2 separate regions of the Homo sapiens genome follow, and region 2 is linked to region 1. The links are chromatin loops, found by intact Hi-C in ENCODE. Cell type or tissue: MCF 10A. All regions are shown on one strand. Links, peaks and the distances in the headings refer to the core of each region. The heading gives the core; the rest is flanking DNA.

Region 1 (5,522 bases), core at 303-5,302:
CACACTGCTACTCAGTGACAGAGGCTCTCCTGACCACTCCAGAGCGCCATACTTTTCCTTGGAACGCTAATCTTGGTCATTCAGTCCTTTAACAAATGCCTTAGTTTTTAATTTGTTAGGTGACCATCTCCCATGACTAGAATCTTTGTTGTGATTGCTATATTCCCAGTGCCTTGAGTGATCCATGAGCTGCACTTATAAGAAAGCTCGGTAATTATCCAGAGTTTACAAGGGAGCGGGTGCGGCATGGGATAACTCAATGCTACCTCCCAACAAGTCAATGAGGTAGGAAATGTCATTACTCCCATTTGACAATCAAGGAAACTGAGTCCCTGAGAGGTTGAGTGAAATTTGCAAGGCCACACAGCTAGTGTGGAGAGTTGTGGGGCAACAGGGATTTGAATCCAGGCTGTCAGATCGAGGACCACACATTCTTAACTGGGCCTCATAGTGCTTTGGTAAATAAATATTGGTTGAGTGAATAAATAAGAAGATGAAATTGAAAAACAGTGGGGTGCGATGTCTGCAGCGAGAGTTTCAGAGGAGGGCAGATTTGGGTTCACACAGGCCTTTACTCTCGTTTACTGATGACCGGTAAATTCCTTAAATTTTCTGAGCCTCGACAGTTTCCTCCTACATGAAATGGAACTAACCATCTTTCTTTCTGGGTTGGGAAGACTTGAGCTTGTGAATGAAGGACTTGGCCCATAGCAAGTGCTGAATAAAGGGCTGCATTATGACTATCTCTGGGCCAGCCCCCAAAGCCCAGACGTAAGCGGGCAGAGGAGCTGCTGCCCGTAACACATCTCTGACTCCAACCAACTGGGTGACCCTGGTAAGTTTCTCAGCTTGCTGTGTCTTGCTTTTCTCTTCTGTAGAGGATGGCTCACTCTTAGTTCCTGCCTGGAAGGCTTGCATGAGGAAAGGGGGCCAGGCCCAAAGTCAGTACTGAATGATCGTCCACTTGGAGGTTCACATTAGGCACTTGTATCCTTGCGGCACTCACATGTTGGGATGCGTGGCCCACTGGTGGCTGGCGGGAATGCCCGCGCTCGGTCATGCTTCGGTGCTTTTGCACACGCTGGCCCTTCGCCCTGGAGTGTTTTTCCAACCAGTGAATCTCCTTTCACCACTTAAGTGCACTGCGTCGCTGAAGGGTAATTATCTGAGTGTTCCAACTCTCCCTCTTGCCCTTTCTGGGCTGTTCTATCCGAGAGCATATTTGTCACTTAGCGCTGGGTCACCTGGGTTACCCATCTCTCTGACTGTGGAGTGTGAGGGTTAACTCACGTCATCCCAGACCAACTTGGTAAAACGCCCCTGGCCACATTTCCCTACGGATACAAGATGTAAGGGTGTGACATTGTGGTAGAAGAAGGCATGAGTGTGATAGAAGAAGGCATGAGTGTGGCAAAAGGAAGCTTTGTTTCTAAGATCTCCAAACCCAGGCCCACGAGCGGCATCCATGCATTCACTCTTGCAGCTGGTTGCCGTTCAATCAGCAAGGAGTATTTATTGAGCACCTGCTATGTGCCCGGCACTTGAGTGGCTCTAGGTTTAAGGCTATGAACAAGAGACCAGGGCGACCCTTACCCCTCCACAGCTTATCAGAAGGACGACACCGCACGGGCGATAGCAGGCCTGGGTGTGGCAGGCTTGGTGGGGATGGTGGGTGTCTCAAGGAGGAAGTTTCAGGGAAGGCTTTGGAGACGGGGCCTCTGAGCTGAGGTGCAAAGGATTAGCCTGGTGTAGGGACGGGGCAGAGGCTTTGCAGGCACGGGGAGTGGAGGGTGCAAGACCGCGGCGAGGGGGCCGGCGAGGGGGGCGTGGGAGTCGGGGCAGGACCCTGCTGGACACCTGGTCTGTCCTCAGTGCCGCTTTCCCCAGGGCCACACAGGCTGGCTCTGGTTATACCCATTTTACAGACGGAGACACTGAGATCAGGGAGCACCGGTGGCCCTGGGAAATGGCCGGGCCTGCTCGTTAATCCCCAGGTGAGCGGGATTCGCTGGCCTGGGGGGCTCCTCTCCCAAGAGACCATCTCCAGGGACGTCATAGTTCATGTCCTGAGCAAGCCGGCAGGCTGGTTTTACCAAGAAAGTAAATAGGTAAATAAAACAAGTAATACAATAAAACAAAGAAACCGATCAACGACATCTTGACCTTAGTATGCCCGGGTGGTCTGCTTTTCGGTGTCCCCAAGGAGAGAGGAAATGTTGTAATTGGATGGCATTGCTGTCAATCATCTCAGATTGGCGGAGGCTGCGGAACCCCTGGGCCTGGGAGGTTGTTGCCATGGAGACGGCCTGCGGCCATGCGGGGCGGGAAGCCCCCTCCTCCTCTCCTGGCCGCCATGCCTGTGGCCTCAGGAGACAAGGTGAATGCCGCACCTGTGGACTCTCAGCCCGTCTAGGAGGAGGATAAAGCACAAATCCGAAATGCAGTGTCCCTGGAAGGGACGCCCTCTCTGGGCCCGCTGGCTCCCGTCTCATTGGGCTGAATGGGGTCATGTGACCACTCTCCGCTGCAAAGGAGTCTGGGAAATTGCATTTTGTTGTTGTTGGAACTCATTTTGAAGCCAAATGAAACGAGAATCGTGTCAACGAGGAAGGTTTAGGGAGGGGGTGGATGTGTAGGCAACCAGCAGAGGGCCCCGAAATCCGTGAAGATCAGGTCTGACGGTGGCTCCATGCTCCCTCCATTAAAGGGCTTCACAAAAACCCTTCCGAAAAGGTATTTCTTGTTTAATATTCGGAATATTTCACTCACTGCCTCATTAGAAAGACAATAAATTAATGTGTTCACGACTTAGAAAAATCAGGAGGAATTAGAGGAATCGGGATTTTTGGGCCAAGAGTCTCCTTGAAATAGGCGCGGGTCGTTGATGATTATCTTTCCACACGGAAGGAAATCCAGGCTCAGGAAGGTCTGGTGATTTTCCCAGAGTCACACAGGCAGAGGGACTCAGACCACAGAACCCCTGCCTGGCTCCAGAATCCCAGCCGCGATGGGCGATGCGGGGGAGTCATCGCAGGTGGGGGCCTGGGAGGCCTGGGAGGCCTGATCTCATCCTCCAGTGTGGCCCTGCCATGTTGCGCCCTGGGGTACCCAGGGCTTCCTCCCCCTCCTCCCGCCCTACCCGGCCCACACCTCTCAGGCTCCCGGTTGGTCAGGGATTTTTTGCAAGTCAGTTATCTGAGCTCAGACTGCTGGCCGTGGAGGGAACCCTTCTCACTGCCTCTGGCTGAAAGCGTTTGCCTCACCTCTCTAAGCCCCGAGGGGACAGAGGAGGCTCTATTGCAGCGGGCGGGCCTGACAGGTCACAAGGAGAGCCCAGATGTGCCGGCAGCCGCCTGTGTTTACACCCATCCCCAAGCATCGCAGCATCGGGGGCAAGACGCTAAGTTTCTCTCAGGTCGTGGCTTCCTCATCATGAGAGTGGGCAGCACACGGCCCCCCACGGGGCTCTTGTGGGGTCTGAGAGAGGAGTGTGGTCACATGGCGCCCGGCCTGCAGAGACAGCATGAGGGCTGTGGATGCCAAGGCCAGTATCTGCCGTGGCGGCCACAGCCCTCATGCCTCCCTGTCAGGAGGCACCAACAAGGCAGTGGGACAATGCGCCCCTTTCTCAGTCTGAGTCCTGTAACCTCTCAGCCTTGGATTCCCGGTCTGCAGTAGGGGAAAATTCCCCAGATCTCCCTCATAGGGGTGCTGTGAGCATGAGAGAGAAAAGCATTGCAATGATGAGTAGTTACTGAGCACCATGAGTAGTTACTAAGCACTGCTCACTTGCCAGGCTCCTGGCTGGCCCTTCTTCTCTCTTCTGCAGAGCTGGGCATCAGAGCACACTGAGCAGCAGGATGAAATGCCCACAGAGCTTCTGAGGCCAAGTCCTGTCTGACAGGTAGGAGGTGGGCCCATGACAAATGACCTTGCCTTCCTAACTCCTTGATTAACTTATCCATCCATGAATGCGCAAAGGCAGTCCCAACACCTCACTAGAACCCATTCCTGGAAACTCCGTTGTAAAGTAAGGAATAAAATTGGTCGGCAGGAATCAGCTTAGAAATAACAACACAGTAAAGTCACGTTCCTGAAAATGGACTGTGCACTGATGAAGTCATATTGAAGATAAAGGGCCTGCTGTTAAGGCAGAGCCCAGGGACACTTATCCTATGTAACCATTTCAACTGGAGAACAATTTCACCCAGTCTAGGACATGGCAGACTATGAACACACCTGTTATCCCGGACACCTGATCTGCCATAGAGCAGCCCTGATGCCTACACAAACCCACTCTCTTGTTTATTGCAATTAGCTTTTTCTATTTTTTTTTTTTTTTGGTCTTAGGTCTACTTTATGATTCAGTAAACATTGAATTAACAATCCATTTTTCTTCTTAGAATGTTGAAGGCCGTTAGGGCATTATATGGAAGGAAAATATTTTCTTAGGAAACCCTGATCTTATTTTCCCTTTCTCTGCCAGAAAAGGTTCCAAAATTCATCTTCACACCTCAGCACCATCCTAGGGGGTTCAACTCATTTAGCTGCTAATGTGGTTTCTCTCCCATAAAAAAAAAATTCTTCAAAAAAGAACTTTGAAGTAAAGTCCCCGTCAGGTGACACAGATGCCAAGTAGGAATGCACTGGGCTTCAAATCACAATAACCCAACTTAAGATGGCTTAAACAAGGGCAGGCTTGTCCTTATCATGCAGTAAGGATGTCGGAGGAAGGCAGCCTCGGGTATCTACTCAGCTATTCACCAGCGGCAGAGATGGCACCTTCTTCCTGCTTGTAGTGGTGTCCCGTGGCTGCTGTAACAAATGCCCATCAACTCAGTGGCTTAAAACACACATGCTTTTATCATCTTAGGGCTCTGTAGTGTAGAAGTTCAGTGCTGGTCTCACCGGGCTAAAATCAAGGTGTAGGAAGGGCTGGTTCCTTCTGGGGAGACCCCTCTGATGATGCCAGGGTCTGAAGATGAATTTGGGATGTCTCTGGAACCTTTTCTGGCAAAGGAAGGGACAGTAAGATCAGGGGTCCCTGAGTGTGTTTCCTGGGAAAATGTTTCCATGAATGTCATGCCGAGTCCTTGCCTTCTCCAGCTTCCAGAGGCTGCCTCATTCTTTGGCTCATGGCCCATTCCTTCGTCTTCAAAGACAGCAGGGTCCCATCTATCCCTCCACCCTCTGCATCCGTTTCTTCTATGACTTCCTCTTCCAGCTCTATTTTCCACTTTTATGGAGCCTGTGCTTACACTGGACTCACTCAGATAATCCAGGACTATCTCTTTATTTTAAGGTCAGCTGATTAGCAACCTACTTCCATCTGCAACTCCAGTGTCCTGGTTCTGGAGTTTAGGATGTGGACATCTCTTGGGGGGCTAATATGATGTCTACCACATTGCTATTGTCTGTTCTGTCATGGCCTCAACATGGCTGCTAGATCTCCAGACATCAGATCTGTATTCACAGAGGGAAGAGAGGAGAAGGTTACTAGCGCTGTGCCTTTTGATTAAGAA
Region 2 (5,244 bases), core at 1-5,000, 250 kb after region 1:
CAGGATAAAAACCCAGAGTCAACCTTGACTTCTGCTTTCACTTCCCAGGTACAACAAACCAGCAAATTCCACTCACCCTATCTGTGAAACATAACTCAGTCTAACTGCTTCTGCCTCTCACCACTACCACACTGGCCAAGCCATCACCTTCTTGAGCTTGGACCATTTTAGTAGCCTCATGGCAGGCCTCACTAGCACCCTTCCCTCTCCACATTCTCAGCAAGCAAAGTGATGAAAGCCAGAGCAGGCTGTGCCTTTGCTCTCTGACAGCCTTCCCATGCTCTTCCCATGGCCTGTGTGGGGCTCCAGCTCGACCCCCCACTTCATCTCTGCCCTCTGCCCTGCTGTTCTTCCTCTTTATCCTGCTCCAGCCACTCTGGCCACCATGTCCCTAGAACACACTGAGCTCCAGATGGCCCCAGGGCCTTTGCACTTGCGTTCTCACCTCATTCCAGGGCACATTGCATGGCTTCCTCCTTCACTTTATTCAGGACTCTTCTCAAATGCCATCTTACCAGACACCCTCCATCCAAACAAACATACTCCTCCCTCTCCACCATCCTGATTTAGTTTTCTCAGCAATACTGAGGCCTAACTGGCATATCCATTCATTCATTATCAGTACCCACCTCCCACTTTGAGAATGGAAGCCCCCTGTGGGCAAAGACTGTGGCCAGCCCCCCGTCATATACCCAGCACTCAGAGGAGTATTTCCCACATAGTAGCTGCTCAATAAATAGCTCTTGAAGAATAAATATATGGGCATGTTTTACTGTTTTTTAAAAAATTATTTATCTGCCTTCATTACTATAATGTGTATACTAAGTTTTAATACTTGGTAGCAAGTCCTCTCATCTTATTGTTTAATTTTATCGAAATATATTTTTTCTGGTTTTAAATCTTTGCCTTTTTTTGGAATGGATTTGTCAAGTGCCATTAAAAAAATCTTGCTGGAATTTTTATTGCCAATGCATATAATTTAGAAATTGATTTAGAGAGAAAGGACATCTCAGTGAAATTGAGTCTTCCCATCTATCTCCATCTAGTTTGGTCTTCCACATCCTTCAATGCAGTTTTACAATTGTCTCAAAAATTGTCTTTCATAGTTTTGTGAAAATTACTCATAACTAAGCTTTAGTTTTGTTAGTACTGTGAATGGGATCTTACATCTTCTTAAGTGGTTATGACTGGTGGATGGAAATGAATTTATTTTTAATGTTTACTTTTGATTCAGAAGCTTTGCAGAATTTACTTATTGTTTTATTAGTTTGTAGATTCTCTTGGATTTTCATTGCAGACAATTATGCTGTCTACTGATAATGACAGCTTTGTCTCTCTCTCTCTAGTTCTTCCCCCTTTCTTCCTTGTTCTCACAGTAGTGTATTGATGGAGATTGCTAGTCAAACATCAAAAGCGGGCAACGGCAGATGGTTGGCACCCTGAGTTTGTTTCTGAATATAACAGAAATCCTGCTAAATTTTCACTATTAAATATGATGTTTATGGAAGATACTCTTTATCGGTTTTACAATTGTCCCTTTCATTTCTAGTTGTAAAAATATTATGTTTGCTCATTTGTTTGTTCTTATCATGGATGGTTGTTTAATTTCATCATTAATTTGTCTACAACTATTGAGATAATAATATTATAGTGTAAGTGTCTAAATCTTGGGCTTCCCTAATAAAAGACCCTTGCTCTTGGAAGTGAATTAACTCTACAAATATTGACTGAGGACTAACTTTTTACCAGGCATAAGCCAGGAGCTGTAGACAGATGCAATGGTAAGAATAGACACGGCCCCTTTTGTTATGGGGATTTCAGTCTAATAAACTGTTGGATGAGCCACAATTTTAAAAGGGCCAATAATCTCTAATGGTCCTCAAAAGACCTGCGAATGGAAAGAGCCCTGGAGTGCTGGAGCCTACTCACACCAGCTTGTGAGAGCAGACCGTGTGCATCTCTCCCCATCTCTGAGTTCAGTGATGTGACACTGGCCATTTGAAATCAACCATGGTGGGGGTATTCACACATTTGGTCACTCCAGTAATTCTATTAAGTAGGATCATAGAGCTGATTATGATAATAGTTATTAGAACCATTTCATGGTCATAGAATAATGAAACATTCTATGATCATGATATGGCAAATGGACAACGGCAAACTAAACTAATCAGAGCTTTCTTCAGGGCGCCAGGCTATCAAACACTTCCCAGTGCACCACTATTTCTTCCCATCTCTGCTGGAGTCAGCACAAACAGAACTTGAAAACCAGTCGATAGCAGCATGCAGCCTTGGAGGGAAGTCTTCTGCTTCCAGGAGTAAAGCCTCTTCTTTTATTCCCAGCTTCCTGATGCCAGTGGACCAGTGTTTGGGTCATACCACTGTGAGAGGCAGTGATGTGCTGGGTGAGGAGCATCAGCTGGAGTTGGGCTGGGTGGGAATCCCAGCTCTGCCACTATTTGCTATGTGACCCTGTGCAAATTACTTAACATGTTTGAGCCTCAGATTTTTCTACAGAAAATGATCATAGAATCATGAAATGGTTATAAGAATTATTACCATAATCAATGCTATGATCCTACTTAATAGAATTGCTGGAGTGATCAAATGAGAGAATACATGTCAAGTTCTTAGCAGAATGCTTAGCAAGAAGAAGACACAGTAAATTCTAGCAAGTTCTTCGCAGAATGCTTAGCAAGAAGGAGACACAGTAAATTCTGGCAAGTTCTTCACAGAATGCTTAGAAAGAAGAAGACACAGTACATTCTAGCTCTAATTATTGTTGTGTTCCCATAATATTTCCGACTTGAAGATGATGACCAGGTCCTAGCAATCTATATATACTTGTGACTTTGCACAGTTCCTGATATGCAAGAAACAGTTGAGGGCATGACTGAATGAATGAATGACGTTCATCCCATCAGGATGATCAGAGAAATGGTCCACATCCTGAGAGTTAGCATAGACCAGGGACAAAGCCTGCCCTGTCTTTAGCCAGCAACAGCTTCCCCAGGTAAAGCTGCACGTGTACAAGAACCGGCTGAGCTGTCATCATGACTTATTCCACCAGGATCTTTTCCATGGAGGGGAGAAGGCCAACAGAGGTTTTGTCTGCCCTCTGTGGCTCAATCTCCGTGTGGCACCAGATAAACTTCTTTAAAATTTTGTTTGTCCAATGACTAATTTGGTTGATTCATTTCTCACCGACTTTAACCAGCAAGTTGTGGCTGACCTGAACGATGGATAAGATGCTTGTTCCCAGCCCCAGCTGCACATCCGAATTCCCTGGGGAGCTTCCAGCAAATACCACTGCCCAGACCCCCATGCCAGAGATTCCAACCCAGCCTCTCTGGGATGAGGCCTGGGAAACTCCCCAGGGATTCTAGAGCAAAGTCAGGACTGAGAACCAATGCATTTGACCACAGGACACAGATCAGCCCTGTACCTCCTTCCGCAGGCTGTTGCCAGGTGAGGGTTGTAGCTGCGGAGCTTTGGGGTGTGTGCTGGGAAGGGGCTTTTTGGCCCCAGCCGGCCGGCCATTTGGTGGCCATTTGGCCATGTTACGGAGAAAAACGATCGGCCCACGAGGTGGTTTGGCCTTTTAGGAAAAGCTGCTGGTGGATTGGATTCCTCTGCCTTAGAGCCAGGTGCTCTGGCCCAGTGAGGAGGCAGCTCCCATGAAGATACTGACGAGAGCAGCAAAGTGCAAGTGGGTGGCAGGAGCGCCAGGACTCGCTGTAGCTCCAAGATCCCCGAGGATGGGGGTCCTGCACAGAGGTCACTGCAAAGGCAGAACTCCTGTGTGCCCAGGAAAACATGCACAGTACTTAACAGCTTGCAAAAGGCTTGCTACAGCAGGGGTCCCAGGCCCCTGGACTGCAGACTGGTGTCAGTCCATGGCCTGTTAGTAACCGGAGCAGCAGGAGGTGAGCGGAGGGTGAGCAAGCATGGCCGCCTGAGCTCTCCCTCCTGCCAGGTCAGTGGCGGCATTAGATTCTCACAGGAGAGGAACAGTCCCGTGAACTGTGCGTGTGAGGGATCCAGGCTGCACGCTCCTTACAAGAATCTAACGAATGCCTGATGATCTGAGGTGGAATAGTGTCATCCCAAAACCATCCCTCCCAACAGGCCTGTGGAAAATTGTCTTCCACGAAACTGGGTACCTGAAATGTTGGGGACCGCTGTTCTAAATGGTCTTAACTGGGTCTTTAAGGAGAGTAGGAGAGTAGGTAGTGAGGTTGGGATTCTTATACCCATTTTGCAGGTGGCAACTCTGAGGTTCAGAGGGGTTAACTGATTCCAGCAATGGCCTGTGGCTGGCAAATAGCAGATTAGGATGAAAGCTGAGTTATCTGGGGCCCAAACTGTCCCAGGGACTCAACCTCTAAGTCTATCCTTCCAGACAACTCAGAAACTAAAGCCATTTCCAAGCTGCACCCACCCCAACCATGCTCTGTGGGCTAGCCCCCTCTAGCCACCTCTTGTCTGATGCCAGTTGATCCTGGGAACACCTGGATGGGATGGTAGCAACAGAAACCAGGCAAAGCAGAAGAATCCTCAGCCTCTCCAATTTGTTCTCTTTGCAATTTCTATCAAGAATCGGCTGGGGGAGAAATCGAGTTGTGGCTGAAATGAAGTTTTAAATCAGTTTTCCAACCTTTCCAAGTATGACATCAGAAAAAGATGTCATGGACTCTTCAAGATAGCAATCCTGAAGATTTAAGGTCTGATGATCTGATTTAATATGTGTGTATTGAGAAAATGCACTGACAAAAACGCCTTCTGTGAATTCCATAACACTCTTCAATTAAATTTAGTAAACCAGCAATGGGAACAGCATATACTGTTAAAAATAATAGTCCAATTCATATGTACAAGACCGTATTTTCTCTAGGGATGCTTTTGCTATTAGGTAAGAAAATGTCTGTTTTTTAAAAATGATGATTATTTGTTTACGAAAGAAATGATGTGAAATCAGGGAAGCATGGCAGAGTATTGAAAACTTGAATGTAGTTAGTAGGTTTATGAAAGCTCATTAGACTATTTGCCTACTTTTAAGTGTTTGGAAATTTTTATAATAAAAATTTTAAATAAATATAATACCTGGCCCACAAAATCAGACTTCCTTAAAATAATGTTGTCCCCTTCCCCTAGTGACATCTGTAGACACAGATTGGAACCAGTGGTTTTAGATTACTGGCAAATGCCTGTCATTTAAGTTTTTAAAAAATCTCGTAGCTCAAG

The links. A loop is a pair of places that touch in the nucleus more often than their neighbours do. Peaks named below come from ENCODE experiments on the same cell type or tissue, not always from the same donor. Only the 100,000 strongest peaks of a DNase experiment are listed, where the experiment ranks them.
Region 2: a loop joins it to region 1, with 20 times the contacts of the local background. A loop is called at or near these places in 3 of 110 quality-filtered maps.

The regions. Positions count from the first base shown.
Region 1 is chr16:87,054,477-87,059,998 of GRCh38, reverse strand. LINC02181 (long intergenic non-protein coding RNA 2181) reads right to left here and starts at 2,215. Exons shown (of 3, transcript NR_126008.1): 1 at 1-2,215. In MCF 10A, for the core only: CTCF peaks have their summits at 2,633 (motif pointing right) and 3,710; no DNase peak of the experiment used is centred there.
Region 2 is chr16:86,807,704-86,812,947 of GRCh38, reverse strand. No RefSeq gene overlaps it. Among named protein-coding and RNA genes, the nearest start is that of LINC02188, 88 kb to the right of the region's middle. In MCF 10A, for the core only: a CTCF peak has its summit at 3,115; a DNase peak (open chromatin) is centred at 3,187.